Regions from separate parts of the Homo sapiens genome. Here region 2 is linked to region 1. Evidence: chromatin contacts called from ENCODE Hi-C or POLR2A ChIA-PET data. All regions are on one chromosome and are shown on one strand. Each heading gives the region's core, a stretch centred on a gene start or an enhancer-like site at or near the end of the contact. The rest is flanking DNA. Distances are from core to core; before and after follow the strand shown. Region 1 overlaps EPS8 (EGFR pathway substrate 8, signaling adaptor). Region 2 overlaps EPS8 (EGFR pathway substrate 8, signaling adaptor).

Region 1 (5,455 bases), core at 514-3,013:
GTTGCCTAAAGATACCATTTTCCACTTCGTATGTTGTAAGCATTTATAAAGATATATTGTACACTTTAGAAAAGATTGATCCTCTTAAGGAGCTATACGGAAATGCAGTGAGTCACCTGCAGTATTTTGTTTGCTGCTTAATGTCCTTTGCTCTAGGTGATGCAGAGGAAGGTAATCATGTGGTGACAGGGTGGTTAAATATTAAAATATTATATCTCATCCTTGGGTTACAGCTCTTCTTGCTGTACCTGTAATGTTTTATGATTTACTATTTTTAGATGCCATTTAATACACCAGAATGAAATTTGAATTCAGGCGTTTCAGTCTCATTAAAGATGATATTACCAATGTTTCTCTTCTCCTGGTCCACCTCCTTCCCCAACTCCCAGCCTCTGCTAACTACCATCCTACTTTCTACTTCCGTGAATCCAACTTTTTTAGAGTCTGCGTATAAGTGAAATCTCTGTGCCTGGCTTATTTCACTTAACAATGGGTACACAGTTTCAGTTAGGAGAAATAAGTTCTGGTGACCAATTGCACAGCACAGTGACTATAGTTAATACTAATGTTTTGCGTATTTCAAAATAGCTAACAGAGAGGGTTTTAAATGTTCTTACCACAAAGAAATGATAAATATTTGAGGTGTTGGATATGCTAATTAGCCTGATTTAATCATTTCATAGTTATACATGTATCAAAGCACTACATTGTACACTATAAATATATACAATTATTATTTGTCAATTAAAAACAAAACAAAACTTTTAAAAAAGATGTTTTTAGAGTATGTTTTTCCATCTTCCCACCCAGCTGGTTTATGTCAGGCCCTGGTAGGTCTTTTTCTGTTTGCTTTTGTAAAGTATGTTGAGCTGTACTAATTTAGCATGTGGTGCTGTTATGGAAAAAGGATATTTAGCATTAAAAATATATTTAATCCTAGTTTTCTCAGTAAATACTCTTCCTTTCCAAAAACTAGCATTTTTAATACCTTATTTTAAGAAGAGTTGATTAGAATAAAGAATATAATTGCACATCCGAGCAAATAAAACTGAAAACTTTTGGCAAGCACACAGTGGTCAAACTATCACACAATGGTGTAACTTACTGAAAAAAAAAAAGGGATATAAGTCAGTCAGATCAGAGTTTGAGTTCTGCTTCTAATTTTAGCTTCTTCTGTTACTGAAACAAGAAAAGTTCCTTTGTCCCCCTCGCAGGGCATGCAATGTCGGTGTGGCTTGTTTCTTCAGTGCCCCGCTGCTCAGACCTCTAGGGGAGCATGCAGACTGGCAGGCTGTGAGGTTCCAATCCCACAGCAGTGTCTAGGAGTGAATGTTTACAGATGAAGCCCCCGTGGGCGAGTGTTACAGGGTGCTCTTTTAGTTTTGCTGTCTATAGACAGCTTGTGTTAACCAGCTCAATTAGATCCTCTACCTTATTGCAAGGACAGGGGGTTTTCTGTATCCTGGGGTTATTGCCTTGGCGTATGGGAAGAATCGGATCACACGTGGGCTTAGAGAATGAGTGCAGGGTTTTATTGAGTGGAGGTAGCTCTCAGCAGATGGGGGAGCCACAAGGGAGAATGGTTTTCCCCTGGAGTCCGGCTGCCCCTGCTAAACTCCAAATTCCGCGTCATTCTGCTGGTTAGTGGCCTGCAGCATGCTAGTGCCTGTTGGTGTGTTCCTCTGCCGATGTGCCCCTCTCAATGTCCAGCTGCTTATGTGCCTGCCTGCTAGGTTCTCAGGGTGTTTATAGGCACAAAATGGGGGCGTGGCAAGCCAGGCTGGTCTTGGGAAATGCAACATTTGGGCAGGAAAACAAAAATGCCTGTCCTCATCTAGGTCCATGGGGGTGGAGCCCTAACCAGTGACCCCGCCTTCCTCTACCCAGCACTTCCTTTCCCCACTTCTGTATTATTTAAAGGGACCACTCCCTTCCCTTCCGTATCATTACCACTTAGGCAAATGACTTAACCGCCTTGAGGCTGTCATCTCACCCATAAAATAGAGCCAATAACTAGCTGATAATGTTGTTTTAAGGATAAAGTGAGGTGATATTTGTAAAATGTCTTATGAACTGGGGGCTCATTAAATGTTTTCTTTCCCTTTCTCCTTTGTGTTCACTTCTGCCTATGATTTTACCTTAGATGCAAATAAGACATTACTTTTCAGTCATTCATGGTACTATGTGATTTTATTAAGCTTCAAAATACCACACAAATGGCAGTCTGTTTGTTTCAATTTCTTCATCTATAAAATGAGAATGAAGAATAGTACTTCCTTCAAAAACTAATGTCAAGATTAAGACAATAGAATGCATTTAGCATGATACCTGATGCAGAGTTAAAACTCAATAAATAGAAGTGATTCTTTTTAAAATTAGCATAGTTTCCCAAGTCAGTAAAATATCAAAACATTTTGAACTGAGATATTAGTAATTTCCATGTATAGTATAGCATCCAGTAGTACATGTGTGCTGATGATGTCATCATAGCAACTCAGGGAATAGACAAGAACTGGAGGGAAATATAATAGTAGTATTAGAATATGTCTATGCCTCTTTTCTTTATTAGCCCTTCCTATGAACACCATCACAATAGCAAACATAATTAGTGCTAAAGTAGTTCTTTCTAAAGTTGCATATTAAATTTTGTTATAAGTAGTTTTCTTCAGCCACTTGTTAACCAAACAACATTCTGATTTGATCATAGACTTTTCCCAAAATTATGTTCTGATTTATAAACAGCTTAAGAATTTTGTCATAAAGAAAGAGGAACTAAGTTAACTATTTTAAGTGATTTTATTGTGTTGACTTAAAGGCATAAAACTACTCCATTTACATTGATACTGGTGTTGAGAAAATACTGTTCTTCTATATGGTCTAGAAATTGTGATACCTTCACAGGCATTAACCACATTATTGTTACAAGAACTTAATATCCTTATTAGTTTTTTGAGTTTATTCACACATAAAAATTCTTTGTTAATTGATATTTGAAAAAATAGCATAGAAAAATACATGGTGCCGTCTTTACCAATGGTACTGGAAAGAGATATTAAAACGTGATTGCTCTAGAAGACATTGCAGGAGACAAAATGTGTGATGATTTAAGAGGTTTAAAGAAGATTTTTTTTTTAATGTTTGAAACAAAATCATTGTTAGACAATGTCACAAAGTATTGGTGGAAATTAAGTTTCACTGATCTTTTAGTGAAAATCCTAAGTAATGATAATACCCCCTCCCACTTGGTTGTAACTTAGACTGGGAGACATAAATTAAATTAAATTGAAACCTAGACATAGATGTTTCAATATCATATCCAAACACACAAAAACACACTTCTGTAGATAAAAAAATCTGTGATATTTTCTGAGAACACAAGTCATTTGAAGGACAGTTAAATATGCAGAGAGTTACTAATTATGTGGCAGCAAGATTGGGTAAGTAGTTTTCTAATATTGAGTCATGACTACATACTCATCTACCAATTTGAAAATTGATATGAGATGCAAGCAAGAGTAAAGAAAAGGAATCTAAAACTTATATTTGAGGATCTTAAAACCTTCTGATACAAATTTAATTTGCTGAGTTAACCTTATAGCCTTGTTTATTTCTTCTTAGTCATTTTTTATATATTCCATTTCCTTTCTTTTTGAAAATTATAGTGTGTTACATTTTTCATTCGCTTAACTTAGATCTTAAATTTATCATTTGTATCCTTCTAATTGCCAAAGAATTTTATTTTCTGTAGAAAATAAAGATAAAATTATAGTAACTACGACTTACTAAAAGTGTTTTCATAAGGAAATTGATGCTGTTACTTAAAATCAAATATAGCTGACCCTTGAGCAAATGCAGGGATTGGGGTGCTGACCCCCACTCAGTCAAAAATCTGTGTATAACTTTGACTCCTCTAAAACATATACTAATAGCCTACTGTCTACCTAAGATCATATAAATAGTTGATTAACGTATTTTGTATATGTATTATATATTCTAAAATAAAGTAAGCTAGAGAAAATACTTAAGAAGGAGAAAATATGTTCACTATTCATGAAATAGAAGTGGATCATCATGAAGGTCTTCATCCTTGTCTTCATGTTGAGTAGGCTGAGGGAGAAGAAGTGGAGGGGTCGGTTTTGCTGTCTCTGGGTGGCAGAGGTGGAAGAAAATTTGCTTGTAAGTGGACTCTGCAGTTCACCCTCCTCTTGTTCAGGAGCCAACTGTAGGTGGTAGCTATTATGATGGCTTTAGTGTATACTTTCAGCAGAATTATGTAGTTAGTGTGATTAACTGCATTTGTGAGTCATTAAACTTAAAAGCGATTAAAAAAACCTTTGTCTCTTTAGTTTTTAGGTTGCTTTAACAGTTTATAAAAATAAAAACACTTAATTTTTCAGTTAGAGTTGATCATTATTTTAAATTGTGTATATGGGTATAAACTGGGTATGTCTTAAAAGCCTAATGGAAAAAAAGACAAACATTTGTAATTGTTTCCTCCGCATGGTATACACTGCAATCGCTCAAATTGGGTATTTGAAAGCCTCCATATTTGCCACATGAGCCGCCGTGATAAGTGAAACTGTGATTGCCAAATGACAAAAAGTTTCTATATTTAAAATTCAATTTAGCAAATTGCCATTTTCTATCCCCTTTTCTAATGTTCTCTTATTCTAACAGATCACTATTTTAAAACAAAAGAGAGACCATGCATTTATTTGATTGTCATGAAGAATTAAACATGAAAAGATGAGATGCTGTGGCTATCACTTTTCATTAAAACCAGCTGCTGTGGTTTTAAAACGCAAACCAGATCAAAATCAGCACAAACCCTGGGGGTTTAATTTATATACTGAATGAACCAGCTTGCTTTGAAAGAACACTTCTTTTTTTTTCAGTTTTGGAAGAAACTTGCACATCTATCTCATTTCATCTTTACACTAGCACTGTGAGCTCGGAAGACGAAGAATTATCTCTATTTTACTGACGAGGACATTGAGACAGAGGCCAGAGGCTTAATTGACTTTCCTAGCCCAGTTAGTGCCAGGAATAGTGTTAAAATTCCAGACTATCTCTAGTTCCATAATGTTATTCCAGGCCTCTGTTCTGGCCCAAATTATAGAACGTAGCAATGATGTGCTGCAGTTGGATCCTTAGCCAATCGTGAAGAATTTAGGAATTTTGTAAGCTGCTGTTAAACCACTGACTGCTTGAAATTGGCCATGGTGGGAATATTTATACCATGGAAAACAATAAGCACTACAAATCAGGCCCTCTGCCTTGTCCCACCCTGAGAATTGGTTTACCAGCACACCACTGATTGTATCCAAGTGTAAACTGAAGAAGGAAAACAACAAAAATGGAGCACAGCAATGTAATATACATGTAATTTTATAAGTACATGCATGTATAGGGCAGAGGCCGATCTTTCTTTGCTTCTTAATTTATAAATGTGCTT
Region 2 (5,329 bases), core at 1,229-3,728, 40 kb before region 1:
TCTTAAGGAACCAACAAGAAAGGAAGTATAGATGAGCAGCGGTTAGAAACTAGTCGATACTGATAACAATGTATAGTGGTCCTAATAGGTTCGTAATTCTCTTAAAAGGAAAACAGGAAGCAAATACAGAGAAGATTGAGTAGTCATATGCCAGGGTAAAGAGAAGGCCCCTGCCCTCAAAGAGTTCATAGTTTTATTTACAAACTAGAATTATCTATCTTAAAGTCCCATCGTTTTTAAGCTGCCTGCAGACAATTATAGTCTAGTTCTAGTGTATCTTGTTGAATCTTTATTTTTCAGAATTGTCTTCAAGTACCTAGCTCCATGCTTACAGTTTATACTCCCCAATATAGGTTAAATTAAACTGGATGGAATCAAGTGCTAAAAAAAAAGTCATGCTTTTATTCTTCCAGTGATGGACAGCAGAAGTTTTAGAGTAATCAAGATCTGAATTTGAAACCTGGCTCTGCCACTTAACTTATGTGGTCTTGGGCAAGTACCAAACTCTGAGCTTTTATTTCTTCTGTTGTAAAATCATGATTATCATACCTATTTCATAAGTTAGCTGAATGGGTAAATGACTCTGTGTGTGTGTGTGTATTACAAAAGTGTTTATCAAATAACTGTAATTATCAATATGGTTATCAAAACTAAGGAAAAGTTGAGATGCCCCAAAGTTATAGAGATGGGAGTTGATATAATGGAGAGGGTTCCAGGTGACGATGGACTTCAGAAGCTACACAGGTGAATTTACAGTGTTGTGATAGCCAGTACGGAGCCATTTTAGGTTCTTGATCCCTAGAAGTGTATTGTGAATAGTTAAATCAAAATGTATTTAAACAGGATTAATCGAGAGATACTATTCAAGAGGTGTGTGGGGAGGTACAGACCTTGAGAGTTAATCATACCTATGTAAACATTAATGAAGGCACTGTACATATCAAAATAAACTGTATTCCTGCTTATAAAAAGTACCTCAACATATTTAGACAGATTGAAATCATACACGCATTCTGTGAACACAGTGGAGTCAAACTAGAAATCAATAACAGAAAGATAAGTAAATCTCCAACATTGAGAAGATAACACAACACACTTCTAAATAATCCATAGGATAAAGAGAAAATTTCAAGGGAGATAAAAAATACACTGACTAAATGAAAATGAGAACAGAATATATCAAAATTTGTGGGACACAACTAAAGAAATTAAAAACTAACAGAAATGCAGAATGCCTTTGATTCCTTTGATGCCATCAGTAGATTGGAGAGGGCTAATGAAAGAATCGGTGAGCTTGGAGGTAGGGCAATAGAAACTTCCCTAACCGAAGCCATAAGAAGAAGGAAAAAACTGAAACAGAATATTTAAGAATTGTGAGACAATTACAAAAGGTGTAACATATGCAGAATGGGAATGCCATGAGGAGAAGAAAGAGAGAAAGGATCAAAAGAAATATTTGAAATAATAATGACTGAGAATTTTCCAAAATTAATGACAGACATCAAACCACAAATGTTGGAAGCTCAAAATTAATGAGAGACGCCAAGCTCAGGACAAACACCAAAAAATCTACAGACAGGCATATCTTATTCAAATTGCAGAAATTCAAAGACAATGGGAAGATTTTGACAGGTCGGGGGGTGACTTCACCTTACCTTTAGGGGATTAAGGGTAAGAATTACATCGGACATCTCTTCAAAAACTATGTAAGCAAGAAGAGAGTAGAATGAAGTATGTAAAGTATTGGAAAACAGAAACAAAAATCACTTAGAATTCAGTATCCAGTAAAATTATCCTTCAAAAGTGAAGGAGGAGTAAAGACTTTCTCAGACAAAAGAACTGGGAATTTGCTGCCAGCACAGTGCCTTACAAGAAATGTTTTTAAAAAAGATGGATTTACAAATATTTTCTGCTAGTCTGTGGCTTGTCTTTTCATTTTCTTAACAGTGTCCTTTAGCCCATTTTTATTGGCTTGAATATTTTGCTACCAAAGTTTGATATTAACATATATTGTGCTTTAAATATTTCTAGAAATAGCATCTCTGCAACAAACATTTTCAGTTTAAACTTATTGAAAGTCTCAGGAATGGAGTGTTGTTTTGTGTTCAAGTAAGTCACAAAGCATAAATATTTCACTGAAATGTAAATAGTAAAATCTGTGATTTTAGGCCTTGTATTTTCATGTAAAAGATATATGCTATCCTCACATAAATATGGTGGTATTAGGAGCAATGCCTGACTCTTCAAATTCTATTAATGACTCAGCACCCGGGAGAGTGTTCCTTATTATTGTTGCTGTGTTTGTGTAACATTCTCTAAGGTTCTTTGTAGTGAGGAACAGATGACCCTTCCATGAGTCGGGATCCAGTGTTCTTAAAAGGGCCACTGCTGTAGTTTCTTTAAGCTTCATCTTGGATTGTTATTAGCATGGCAAGGACACTGGATAAGTTATATACACACATACACCCACAAGGCACCCCCCCTGGTTTGAAAATGGAATCTATGAATTGGCTTCCGTGCCTGCTTTTATTGCCATGGTGATGAATAATCTGCTGAGTTTTATGGTTGGCATGATTCTTCTGGATTAGGTCACTTGTGTTTTCTTTCTATAATACCAGTCGACTACGCTTTTGGTAACAGTTAAAGTTCCATCACTAAAAAGCTAGTAGGTAGAATGCAAAACTAATGATTTAGTAGAATTAGCTACATCAATGCTTTTTAATCTGTTGATTATTCCCTTTCAGTGCTAAGTAGCAGGGGCTTACTCATTTCACAGGGCTTTAAATCTTTCCATTGCAGTCAGACCTGGTAGGGAATTATTCTATGCTGCAGTTATAAGTTTTTCATCATTTATTAAAGCATTATGGGAGAACCATCTTGATAAAAGCATCTTAGTAAAGGAAACTAGACTTATTTATTTTATTTTATTTTTTTTGGGGATGGAGTCTCGCTCTGTCGCCCAGGCTGGAGTGCAGTGGCACAACCTTGGCTCACTGCAACCTCCACCTCCCAGGTTCGAGTGATTCTCCTGCCTCAGCCTCCTGAGTAGCTGGGATTACAGGCACGCGCCACCACGCCCGGCTAATTTTTGTATTTTTAGTAGAGACGGGGTTTCACCGTGTTGGTCAGGCTGGTCTCGAACTCCTGACCTCGTGATCCGCCCACCTCGGCCTCCCAAGGTGCTGGAATTACAGGCGTGAGCCACTGTGCCCAGCCTTATTCTTTATTTTAATGAGTCAGAATTTTAAATACCTTGCTTTACTGTATTTACAAAAGTTGTAGCAATGGGTCAGTTGTCTTAAGTTAAATTTATTAGTATCTACCAACATTAAAGGAAATATTAAAGTGTTTCAATTATGTTTAAAATAAAACACAAGAATGAGGAGTGATGGACACAAGTAAAACAATGAATTTGGGATGATAAAATGAGTTGTTGATTTAGAAATATATACTATATGCCAAATGGTCAGATCTACTTGGGGATATAGTGAGAGTTAATCTACTTCGAATCGTTGCTTCTAAAGCAAACCCAGTTGTGTAAAGTCCTACGTATAAAGGTAGATATTAAATCCACGAGGGAAGTAATCAGAACCCCAGGTGCCCAGGCTTTGTAAAAAATTTAAACAGTAAAAACGTAGTCACTTGTACTTAACTTAGATTTAACTAAACAAATTCATAAAATTTCCTGAGTGGAATGATGGTTTCAGAGAGCTAGTGAGTTTCAGACCTTGAAAAAATACCACTCACTGAACTGTAGTCATTCTTAACTGTTTAACAATTGAAATCTAAGTTGTCATATGTTTAAATTAGTACAGTTCTGGTTATGCTGTGTCTTTTCCAACTCATAACTTTCAGTAATGAAAATAGCTTTCTATTTAATTAGCCTGAATTAAATTTTCCTCTCTCTTCCTTCTACATCACTAATGAAAGTGGAGTAATCATTTCTGCTTCAAGGATGACTATATGATTTCATTTATCCCTAATATAGTACACACTACATAGTAGGCACTCGGTAAATCTTTATTCATTCTTTCAGGAGGCAAAGCAGGAACAGATTAACTAATTACCAGCTCAGACCAAGTTAAGAAAAATAAAGCTACAGATTGTCATTTCAAAATTTGCCTCTTTTTGCTGTCTCACTATTTTAAGGAGTGCCCACTATATCACTAATATCTCTGGCAAGAAAGCATTCCATGTGTATGTATGTAAGTGTGTATCTTCATTTTTTGCTGTCACCACACAGACATCAGGCTTTTTCACAAAATCTGACCCCCTCCCTTGACCATTTTTTATAACTACCTGGCATGTATCACTACAGAGCTTTTGTTCTGGTCCTTCTACTTGGACTTTGGCAGATATTTGAACTCTTCTGAGCCAGTGCTTTCCTCTTCAGGGATTTGTTTTTAAGATTTTCTTCCTTGCCAACCACAGAGACTGAATTTTATATCCCACAGATGAGTCTGAGATTTCCAGCCCCCTCCGTAAATCCCATCACTCTGTCACTCTTGACAGTGTAATTATCCCTTTTGTTTCTTGCTGCTTTCCTGCTTGTAATCTTTGTTCCTCAACATGTCCTTCATCTGAAAAAAAAGGCACCCAATCCTTCTTGCTTTGTCAGCTCTTTAATTTCTCTTGTGAAATAGTCCTCAGATATCAGCTCCCCACAAAGGCTTTCTGGAGGAGAAGTGGCATTTTGCTTCCTTAAATCTTTCTGTCTATTCAATTTTCATGAGTGACTGATAACTAGCCATCATATTAAAGTCTTCTGATCTTATATTTAAGTATGATTTTTTATTAGATTTATGTTTTGTTCAGTGTTTATGCTGTTCAGTGTATGCATGTGCTATGTGTACACTTTTAATATGTGTATCTATACCTGTATTTGTAAAACAGAGAAACCTAAAGGCCAAATTCTGCATCTTATTTTTGAACCAATCAAGCAGCCTACTGATGTGAGACAAATTTCAACAAATGCTTAAGACACACATCTGATAAATATATAATAAAACTTGTATGTTGACAGAGCTTGTAAATTTTTAAAATTCATATTTTTCCATCTTTTTGTTCATTTCTCTGTTATTTGATGATGATGAGTCAGGATTCTTTTAATGAGATAATGAGATCTTTACAGGTCTAATGTCCAAGGTTGATACTGTGGTGGTGAGTGAATCACCATATGATGAAGACCCATTGTGTCACCGTATTTTAGAATTTTTCATAAGGTAACAAAGGTATGAGAATTAGGCAGGACAATGTAAATGAAGTGCCGTGTAAACTACAAAATGTATGTGCACACCCATGCAGATTTTTTTTTTTTTTTTAGTTTTTT

What was found. A loop is a pair of places that touch in the nucleus more often than their neighbours do. ChIA-PET counts read pairs that join two places held with the same protein, here RNA polymerase II (POLR2A). Pooled maps may share reads with other maps.
Region 2: a loop to region 1 is called in a map of heart right ventricle, with 2.3 times the contacts of the local background. The contact joins two enhancer-like sites. A Hi-C loop is called at or near these places in 2 of 168 maps with a recorded cell type or tissue (PC-9 and heart right ventricle) and 1 of 50 pooled maps. POLR2A ChIA-PET finds 5 or more read pairs at or near these places in 8 of 52 experiments (GM12878, HCT116, MCF 10A and 4 more).

Annotation. Positions count from the first base shown.
Region 1 is chr12:15,684,799-15,690,253 of GRCh38, reverse strand. The region is part of intron 1 of EPS8 (EGFR pathway substrate 8, signaling adaptor); the gene reads left to right. Among named protein-coding and RNA genes, the nearest start is that of EPS8, 100 kb to the left of the region's middle. Within about 2 kb of position 1,763, at least 20 of the 41 ENCODE cell types and tissues checked have a DNase peak (open chromatin) inside an H3K27ac peak, as active enhancers do; they include HCT116, where a contact is called at or near this core.
Region 2 is chr12:15,725,465-15,730,793 of GRCh38, reverse strand. All of the region lies in intron 1 of EPS8 (EGFR pathway substrate 8, signaling adaptor), which reads left to right. Among named protein-coding and RNA genes, the nearest start is that of EPS8, 61 kb to the left of the region's middle. Within about 2 kb of position 2,478, at least 5 of the 41 ENCODE cell types and tissues checked have a DNase peak (open chromatin) inside an H3K27ac peak, as active enhancers do; they include HCT116, where a contact is called at or near this core.